Linked DNA regions of Homo sapiens: region 1 is linked to region 2. Evidence: read pairs that join two places in POLR2A ChIA-PET (ENCODE). Cell type or tissue: GM12878. All regions are shown on one strand. Links, peaks and the distances in the headings refer to the core of each region. The heading gives the core; the rest is flanking DNA.

What was found. Peaks named below come from ENCODE experiments on the same cell type or tissue, not always from the same donor. Only the 100,000 strongest peaks of a DNase experiment are listed, where the experiment ranks them.
Region 1: POLR2A ChIA-PET joins it to region 2 with 5 read pairs; 5 of 35 experiments call an interaction of 5 or more read pairs at or near these places.

What each region holds. Positions count from the first base shown.
Region 1 is chr11:96,072,704-96,078,084 of GRCh38, forward strand. The region is part of intron 2 of MAML2 (mastermind like transcriptional coactivator 2); the gene reads right to left. Among named protein-coding and RNA genes, the nearest start is that of MTMR2, 150 kb to the left of the region's middle. RefSeq lists a silencer at 3,172-3,231. In GM12878, for the core only: no CTCF peak of the experiment used is centred there; a DNase peak (open chromatin) is centred at 3,118; H3K4me3 peaks cover 867 bases; H3K27ac peaks cover 2,538 bases.
Region 2 is chr11:96,252,045-96,257,425 of GRCh38, forward strand. All of the region lies in intron 1 of MAML2 (mastermind like transcriptional coactivator 2), which reads right to left. Among named protein-coding and RNA genes, the nearest start is that of MIR1260B, 87 kb to the right of the region's middle. In GM12878, for the core only: no CTCF peak of the experiment used is centred there; a DNase peak (open chromatin) is centred at 2,237; H3K4me3 peaks cover 2,357 bases; H3K27ac peaks cover 3,705 bases.

The DNA.
Region 1 (5,381 bases), core at 92-5,091, 180 kb before region 2:
ACGGATTGATTACAAAGTGAACCCTGGATGGGACCAGAGATCCAACCTCATGCCAAAAGGACTGTGTGTCTAAAGCAATGACGCCAAAGCCGGCCTCTTACCCTGCTCTGCCAAAGGAAACAAGAAGGCAAATCCGCAAGTCTCCCAACATGATAAACTCCATTTGTCACCCGCTTACATGTGCCTCCAAGACTAAACTTGTCTCATGGTGGCTCCATTTCAGTTAAGTACTTTTAGACCTCAGTCCAAACCCCTTCTCTTAGGATTTGGCTCAAACTATTGATAATCATAAATTTCCATATTTATATTTCCAATCTGTGAGGACTTAAAAAAACTATTATGGAAACCAAGTACAATCTTAGGGAACAGACTGTGTATTTAATTTACACAATGAAACTTGGGCTGTAGCATTAATACTGTAACAATACTGAATAATTTAACTGAAGTGTATTACATTCTTTGTGCTGTAAATCTTTTACTTGTGAGTTTTGTGCAAAATCACCAATTTAGCCTTGCATAAAAGCTTTTGTTTGGCATTTACAGTCTCCTGTCCCTTGGACACCTCCTCCATTTAAAAAAATTAGAATTCCTTGTTGCAGATTCATTTCTTTTCTTTTCTTTTTTTTTTTTTTTTTTTGAGACAGTCTCGCTGTGTTGCCCAGGCTGGAGTGCAGTGGTGCTATCTCAGCTCACTGCAAGCTCCACCTCTCGGATTCACACCATTCTCCTGCCTCAGCCTCCCAAGTAGCTGGGACTACAGGCGCCCGCCACCATGCCTGGCTAATTTTTTGTATATTTAGTAGAGACGGGGTTTCACTGTGTTAGCCAGGATGGTCTCGATCTCTTGACCTCATGATCCACCTGCCTCTGCCTCCCAAAGTGCTGGGATTACAGGTGTGAGCCAATTAAAGGAGTCATGGCAGCTGAAGACAATGACGATTTAATGGAGTGAAGCCGATCTACTATCTTGGGTGGAAAGAGTATGATGTGGTTGGCAGTGCCTTCCACATTCCAGTTAGCCGAGTGCTGTAAAATATTAACACCAACACTGTAATAAAGTAGAAGGTGATACGGCTCTGGTTGGCTATTTATTTACTTATTTGGTAAGTTCCAGTATTGTGCTTAGAATGTACAGGTAAAAGGATCTGTGTAGATTGTGCAGGCTAATGGTGTTCTGTGGACGTGTGTTCATTTCTGAATAAGTTTTTGTTTGCTAAAGGAACTGAAAAAAATAAGATTCATGCAAGGGATTTACCAAACCGTTAAATTTATTCACTTTTCAAGGACCATCGCTTACTCTGAGGTTATGTTCGTCTCAATGCTTTCAGGCTAAAAAATATTTTTTTTCATGAAAGATGGTAATAGTAGGCAGTAGTTTTGATTTTTAATGTACTTACACAGAAAAATGAAATATAGCAAATCCATGTCCGCTTCCATACTATAAGATGTAAAAGTCTGAGGACCACTCAACTGACTATCCATTTCATTGTATTTTTAGGGAAACTGAGGCAGAGTGGCTAACTGCTTGCATGCAGTCACCCAGCTAGTCAGTTCCACTGATGCCGTGTGGCTTTCGATAAGCTCAGATTCTCAAAATACAGCAGGTGTGTGAAGGACAGTATATGCTGTACCTAACAAGTTCAAAGAGTTACCCAGAAACTATTGTCATGTTGTTTTCTGTTTATCAAACTCTTATTTGCAGTCTTTTTGGTCACATGAGAGTTTCATCAGATATCTGCAAGATGTAATTTCTCTCCCAAAACCCCAAGGAAATGCTATCAAAAGATTCATGTCTTCAATAGATTCTATTCTTGGAGAGGTTAATATGGAGGAAAGATCCATGGTCAGTCCACATTTTGTGCAGATGACGATGGCGGCGCAAAGCCACCTGAAGTCATTCACCTTTGCAACTGCATTTGGATTCTATATTGTCTGCATCAGGCATGGAGACGCCCACCGGCTGCTGTGAGAGGAATAAAAGGAGTACTGACAAACGTCATCATACAAAAAAGGTTTCAAATCATTTTTGACACCAGAATAAAAGTTAGATTCCTGTGTCTGTCTGAGATTTCGAGTTATCTTTCTAAATGGCTCTCTAATCGCATCAGCAAACCCTCAGGGAAGAGCCTTCACTTCCTTTCTGTTGTCTGTTAAGCCAAGCACACCCAGAGTGGTCAATAAATAATACTGTGGGAGTACTGGAGGGCAGGGAGTGGTGTTGCATATTTTGCTTTTGATTTTTCCTCTGGAAAAAAAGATGAATTAAGTGACAGAGTGGCAAAAGGAGTAGGCAACAAAGAAACATAGCCGGAAACTTGAGCGTGACTCTTAATTTCACTCTTTTTAGAGCTTTAATGCAAATCCAATTATGTATTTGCTTTCAGTTCTGAAGGTGAGAAATTCGAGGTTAGACATCACAAAGCTAATACATAGATTCCCTAGAGAGGATATTGATAATATTTCATGTTTTCCTCCTGACATAATATTCCCCCAAGTGAAATCCATTGCCTATTATTATTGATACTGTGCTATCCTGGTAGCAAACTTGAAATGTAAGGAAATAGGATTCTGTTCATTATTTCTTACCAGTAAAATTAATGAATCAGAGAAGAAGCTAATGTAGGTCTGTTTTATCACTAAGGTGCTCAGAAGTTCAACCTTCCTTTTGTTCTCCTTTAGAGAAGCTGTACTTACAAGCATTGCAAAGTCTGACAAATTGTATGGTGTCTATTATTATCTGTCTGTCTCCTTCCCAGACAGGGCAGGGATTCTATCTTCTCTATTTTCATACCCTCCAAGACCTAACACAAGCCAATAATATTCCATCAACCATCGAACACATATTTAAGTGCCTACAGAGTGCTAGGGAGTGTGCTGGGTGCTGGGGACTGAAAGAGGGAAGACAGATAATTCTGGAAGGTATAATGTAAAAGAAGAGAAGAGCTGAGCTAGGGGAAGTCGGGTGGGGGTGGATTTGTCTGAGTGGCTTCCCAAAGGAAGTGATGTTTAAGGGGAAACCTGACTGATGAATAGGAGTTTCCCCAAGTTCTCTTTTTCTTTGTCTTTTCAGGTTACTGGAAAAGCTAGTGAGGTTTGTGGCTGGTATCATACTGTTTAATGTGTCATCTGCTACCATGGTCAATGTGACTCTTACTAATCGGCATTCAGATAGCGCCTTGCATATTGATTGTATGCTAATACATTTGAGCCAGTTGGCCTTGCTATGTGACATTCTCATGCTTCCCCAAACGTGAACACTGAAGTGAACCTTGGGTGGCCCTGCTTTGTGGATCACATATCTCCCACATCTCTACTTTCAGAATAAATTTGTTAATACATTCTCCTCTCTCCTGCAAGGCCTAGATAGAAGAAACTCTTAATTTAAAATATTACAACAGAAAGTTATTCTGCCTTTTGCCAAGAGGTGTGATCCTCATAGTCGTTTGAAATATCATCAAGCTGAGTCTCACAGATGCTCAGGGGTGAAAGAAATATGTGTAAAACCTGGAGGTATGAATGGTGTGCATCATGTATTGTATGCATGAGCAGAAACACCAGCCTTGGAGAGAAACACCAGCTTTGGAGAGACACACCAACCTTGGAGAGACACACCAGCTCCCCTCTTACTCTGTTTACTGTTTTCTTTCTGTGAAATTTAAAATTGATTCCATGTGTACTATAATGCAAGCAATGGGGCAAGGCTGCTCTCTTTTGTCTCTCTCTCTCTCTCACACACACACACACACACACACACACACACACACACACACAGCCCTTCAGAGCTGCCTGCTTAACTTCTCACAGCAACTTCCTCCACTCGGATGGGCTGTGGTCCCTGAGGGAAGCCTCGGCATCTGAATTTGGCAGGGAATCCCATTCCCATGGAAGTCAGGGCTGCCCTCACTCCCAAGGAACAGCCTGGGGAGGTTCTCACACATTTGCCTCTGGCTTCACTACAGAATATGTACACTCAAAGGGGACAATAGAGGGGTCTCCCACACCCCACAACTCATGCAGACCCACAGACAGTTGGGAACGTCTTGCTCTGAATATGAGGAAAATGAGATCTATGTGAATCTTCACCAGGCCACAGCTCATACTTCTTGCTGCTGTCTATAAATGAATGTTAGCAGCACTTTACATATCAAAATTGTCCAAGTGGGACCTGACCTTTGGGCCTTTGGATCCATGTTGCATTCATAGCCATTTAGATCTGACCCCATTTCAAGTGTTCAGAAAAATGAGAAACAATTTTACAATAGCAAAATTGGGCCCTCCAACCCTTCCCCACAAAATTGAATGAAATACAAGGAGGAAAAACAAATGGAGATATTTGTGAGAATGACTGACTTCCTTCTGCAAACAGAAATGGGCAAGTTATCAGAGTTAAAATTGCCTTATAAAGTATCTTTATACAGCAGAAGAGATCATCAGAAATGCATTTTTTGGCTCAAATTTCCTTTTATTTCTCCCTTGGGATCTCTCTTTCTGACTTTTTACCCCAACTCTCTCTCTCTTTTTTTTTTTTTTTTTTTTAAAGACAGTCTCGCTCTGTCACCCAGGCTGGAGTGCAGTGGTGCGATCTAGGCTCACTGCAACCTCTGCCTTCTGGGTTCAAGTGATTTTCCTGCCCCAGCCTCCCAAGCAGTTGGGACTACAGGCATACGCCACCATGCCCAGCTAATTTTTGTATTTTTGGTAGAGACAGGGTTTCACTATGTTGGCCAGGCTGGTCTTGAACTCCTGACCTCAAGTCATCCACCCGCCTCAGCCTCCCAAAGTACTGGGATTACAGGCATGAGCCACCGCAACTGGCCTACCCCATCTTTTTTACTCTCTTTCTGGCTTTGCCAATGTAGGCAGTTTCAATTTCATTATATATGTGGGTCGAAACTTTATTTTAGGAATAATCTTGGATGTAAGACTACTACTGCTTTTTCAGAAGCAAACCATTTTGTGGACTGTACTCAGAAATGCAAAACACAGCCTCATCCACTGAGTCCTGCCTCCCAGGTCTGATGTGGAGTCCACAGTACAGGATGGGGAAGACTCTGGGTGTGGCTGCAGCGGTGGTGGGCCCTGCCTTGCCTGGTGCTCTTTTTATAGGCTATAGAAATACAACTGATGACTCAAAACTATTATATCTTGATAAATGAAATAAACAAAATTCAGTCCCTAACACTGGTGTGGATGGGCATTTGGGCAGTACCTACACTGTAAATGTCCATGCTATAAAGAACCCCTGGGAATGAAGAGCTCTGTGCTCCCTCCCAGGTGTTCTTCTGGCCAGTCTCCTTTTCTGTCTTCCCCTGGTCTGAAGGATTGTTCCTCTCTTCTATGAGAGTGCAGCTGAAAATGCTCATAGTCTCTCCATTTCGAAC
Region 2 (5,381 bases), core at 248-5,247:
TCAACACCAGACGGAGTAGCAAAGACACTCCTGGTTGTATGGCCTGGCTAATTTCCAATTGGGTCTAAATACTTTTTCCCATAAAATTACACTCGTTATGCTGTTGGGAAATATGTGCTTCTCTCTCTCTACACACACACACACACACACCCCACACACACACAGACATGTACAATAGAAAATGAAGTCAACCAACATTAAGTTCTGAAAATGTACTACACATTTTGCTGAGTTCTCTATATAAATAACAGTGAATAGTTACCTTCTACATGTGTCAAGTATTTCACATGCATTATATCTAATCCTCACAATAATGAAAGCAAACCCTTATGTGATGTTTTGTGCAAGGCATTGTTCTCAGCGCTTTACCTTGACTAACTCTTTTTTTTTTTTTTTTTTTGACCTGGAGTCTCGCTCTGTCACGAGGCTGGAGTGCAGTGGAGCGATCTCTGCTCACTGCAACTTCTGCCTCCCGGGTTCAAACAATTCTCCTGCCTCAGCCTCCCAAGTAGCTGGGACTACAGGCGCGTGTCACCATGCCTGGCTAATTTTTGTATGTTTAGTAGAGACGGGGTTTCACCATGTTGGCCAGGATGGTCTCAACATGACAGGCTTATGAGGCAGGAGGCAGACACTAACATCACTGCTATCTTCAGATGAGGCACCTGAGGCAAGAGAAGTTAGATGAGACTTGTCCAAGGTCATATCAGGTGTAAACAGCTCACCTAGGTTTTAAGCATAAGCAGTCTGGCTTCAGTCATGTTCTTACACAGCCACATCTTGCTGCCTTTTACACAACAACCTATGAGAAAAGCAGTTTAATTGTCTCCATTTTCCTGACGAAGAACTGCATAAAGTCCCTTGCCTGGTTAAAGGGCGTAATGGGATCCCATCTCAGGGTGCTGACATGAAAGTGTGGGTTCTCACAAAACAGCCTCCCACTATAATATCGTGTCTCTTTAAACAAATACTTGGTTTCACAAAGTCAAGTGGCATGCCTTAAAATTCTTTTGCATAATCCCCCTCGCACAGAAATACCCAAGGCTCTGCATATAGTAGAGCCTATAGTAGAGCTCAACAGAGGAAAGAGATTCACACAGATTGATTTTGCATCATATGTAAATAGGAGCCAAAAAAACCCTTCAACACCACAGCTTCCCTTTATTCTGAGAAAACTCCAAGGAAAACTGACTTTGATTTTCTAAATCATCTTTTGATTTACTCTAGTAGAGGAAAATCAATGCTAAAATAACTATTGAAAGCCATCTGAGATGTGCTGCTCTAACATGACAATGCCAAGGAATATAGACATTAAATTGATCTTGGAATCCAAGCTCCCCTTCCTTACTCAACACAAGACGAAATCACAAAATCCATATGGAGGAGAAATCTTCCTATCTAGACTGTAGGACTTGTCATTTACTCAAAACAGAATATCTCCCATGCCATCTTGTTTACGAAGCAGCTAATGTTGTTACTTCTGTACTCAAGTGAGTGCTGCCTCTTTGTAATATTGATTGCTGGGATTTTTGCTGGTAGTACACTGACAGAGATCGACCACTAAAATCTTCTGAGGCGCATTTATCTTTCTCTTTGAGAGAGAAACCCCATTTTCCTCAAGAAAAGGCAAAGCTGTTCCAGCACATGTTTTAAATGATTCATATTATCTGACAATGGAAAGGTAAATTCTCTCCCAGGATTTAGGGTATAATTCTCAGCCATCTGAGAATTCTGTTTATCCCACCTTGTCTCCTTGCTCAGAGAATTACAATTAGATGGAAACATCTAATGTCAAGGCATCTGATAGCTCCAGCATAGGATACTGTGACTGCTCCAGATAGATTTTCTCCATGAAAACCAAAGTTGATGGTTAATTACCATGTCCCCTTCTCATTATGGCACTATCAGACATATTTAAGGAAGTGATGAGAAGTCTTTGCAAAGGTATATAAGAATAAATACAATACACTGAAGGTATCACTTACACTTTCTTTAAAGGTAAGAATTTGTGAGACTTCTGGGAGAATTTTGACAGGTCCTATTAGAGGTATTTTAAAACACACAGGGGAAAGTGATTTGATGTTAAGCAGTGGCAAATCTACACAAAAACAAAAACAGTCATCGGAGACTTTCACTCAATACAAAGTTCTACCAGACCTATGCAAATAGTAATCGCATTTTCTAGAAAGAGTTCTAAAGTAAGTCACACACACAAACCTCAGTAGTAGCACAAAACATCCTTTGTTGCCGGACGTGAGAAAAACACACTCGCTTCTAAAAAAAGCCATAGGAAGGAAGTGGAAGAACCTCAGGGGCGAGTGGGAGTGCGAAAGGAATGTTGCAGCTCTTTTTTTTTTTTTTTTTGAACATGTAAGCTTGCTGTGGCTCTTAATAGTAGGGCTAGTAGTTCAAGTAAGTGAAGTAAAATCTTTGGGATCTTTTTTACCTATTCTTGTAAGTGTACTATCAGCCAAATAGGTTTGAAAATCTTGACAAAAGGACGTTGATATTCTGGCTTTACATTGCCCCATTCTAAAAACAAAACAAAACAAAACAAAAAAAAAACTCTTTTAAAAAGCAAAATCAAAAGAACTCAAACACCTGCATATGATTCTAATTTCACACATCTCAAAACAACCAAGATTGCCAAAAGAAGAATTAAAAGTCGTTCCAGAGCAAAGATGGGTAAGCAAAGCAATGTGCTGAAATTTTTGCAATGTAACAAAATGGAATATATTTGTCAGAGGCAGAGGATAAATTGAGGGCTCCTTTTTTTATTTTTTATTTATTTTTTGAGACAGGGTCTCACTGTGTCACCCAGGCTGGAGTGCATGGCGCAATCACAGCTGACTACAGCCTCTCCCAGGCTCAGGTGATTCTCTCACCTCAGCCTCCCGAGCAGCTGGGACTACAGGCGAGTGCCACCACACCCAGCTAAAATTTTTTTGGCATTTTTTTTTTAGAGGTGGGGTTTCCCCAAGTTGCCCATGCTGGTCCGGAACTCCTGGGCTCAAGCGATCCGCCCACCGCCTGCCATGGCCTCCCAGAGTGCTGGGATTACAGGCGCAAGTTACCACACCCAGCCTGAGGGCTCTTTTGAAAACACAAATATGATCATGTCACTTCCCTGCATAAAATCCTTTAATACCTTCTCACTGTGCTAAGGATAAAGACAAAATTATCAATATGGCTTACAAAGCTCTTCATGAACTGTTCGTTGCATAACTGTCAAGCATCATGTTAGAGCTCATATTGATTGAATGCTGATTACTGACTGAGCATAGAAACTATTTCAGTGAATCTTGTAACAACCTTTTCAGGTGTTATCCCCATTTTACAGAAGAGGAACTGGGAAGTTGAGTTACTTGCCTAAGATTATAAAGCTAGAAAGTGGTTATGTCAAACACTGTTGAGGAAATCAACACACATTCCCAATCCCCTCTCACTTGCTGCCTCCATTGTTAGGGGTGGACGATCTATTTTCTCACTTTCACATTTTTCCTGGTTATTTGGGTTGTGTTCTGGCCTATGACACCCAGGTAGAATTCCAACAGAAGATTTCTGAGAAGCTTTGAACTTTCCTGATAAAATAACCTGACACTGCACATCGTCCCCCTTCTTCCTCAACGGGCCATTGTGCCTGGGGCTGCAGCCGCCATTTCCAGATGAGGGAATGACAAAGCCACAGGCTACGAATGCAGAGCAGAAGACAGAAAGAACCTGGATCTGTGATGACCTCATCATGCCCTGTATCAGCCCTGGACAGCTTATTGCTTATTGTCGGACTTTTTGTTTTGTGGAGATAATTTCCCCCCACCGCCTTTTTTTTTTTTTTTTTTTTTTTTTGAGACAGAGTTTTGCTCTTGTTGCCCAGGCTGAAGTGCAATGGCGCGATCTTGGCTTACTGCAACCTCTGCCTCCCGGGTTCAAGCGATTCTCCTCCCTCAGCTTCCCGAGTAGCTGGGATTACAAGCGCCCGCCACCACACCCAGCTAATTTCTGTATTTTTAGTAGAGACGGGGTTTCACCACTGTGGCCAGGCTGGTCTCGAACTCCTGACCTCAGGTGATCCACCCGCCTCGGCCTCCCAAAGTAGTGGGATTACAGGTGTGACCCACCGCACCTGGCCAATTTCCCCTTTTTATATGAACCTCAGTAAGGTAGGCTTTCTGTTCTTTGGATGCCACAAAAAAAAATTCTTAACCGATACAGCTAGGAAGTCAGGATTCCAACTTGAAACTCTGATTCCAGAGCCCGTGAGCTGAATTCCATTCCTCCCTGTTTCTCTCTTTCTTTTGCTCTCTTTGCTACACTGCAGCACATCAGTGGCCACGCTGATCTCGAAGTTCCTCAAACGACCACATTTCTTCCTGCCCCACACACAGCCTTTGCTCTTCCCTCTGCCTGAGGAATCTTCTAATTATCCTTCAGATCTCAGCTTAAATACTGAGATACTTAGCCATGTCAGTATTAAATGGAACCTAAATATTTCCCCCTATACATGGGTTCATAGGAATCTGTATTTGTTCTCTGAGCCTTATCACAATTACAAACAAATAAGAACTTAGTGCTTGTCTTCCCATGTTACATGGTAAGTTCATGAGGTTAGGAACTGTGTTTCTGGTTGTACATGGTAGGCAGTCAGTAAATAGTTATTACATTAATGAATCAATACAGGCATTCCTCGTCCACAGTCAACTCTTGAGCTAGACAGACAAAGATAGGAAGTTACTTATTTTACACATCTGAAGCCACATAAGTATGTCCGGCTGCAATACATCTGGTTTGACTCTATCAAATGCCATAAATATCTCAACAGAAAGAAAGGAAAAAACCTACAATCCAGAAGCAGGCTGTGAAGACAGAGGACACCCCAGTAAGAAAGAAATGAATACTTTGGGTAGTAGCAATCTCAGAACTAGAAAAATGCTACAAGAAAACCGCCAGTGGCAAGACAGGAACTATATTGAAAACAGGGATTACCTTGTAAAAATACAGTTTCCAGCAGACCAAAAATAGGCACAATGTTTCTGTGATCCCAACTTTTGCATTCAGCATTTTGAGAGGTTTTTCTGTGGAAAAGCATTTCCAATTTTACAGTAGAGTTGTAGACAAATGTTGCAATTTATTTAAGCTTTGTTTTATTGTCAAATTTCCTGTAGCCCATCCACTCCATGAAGCAAGAGATAACTGGTTTGCATCATCTTTTTAAAATCACAGCTCTGGATCTGCACTATTGGAACACTCTCTTGTCACCCTGCAATTGATCCTTTCATACTTCTTTCTCCTCCATTGGACTGTAAGTTCTTGAAAGTGGGAATCTTGTGACTCCAATTTTTCAATACTGAGCACAGTGCTGGCACAGAATATGAACTCACTAT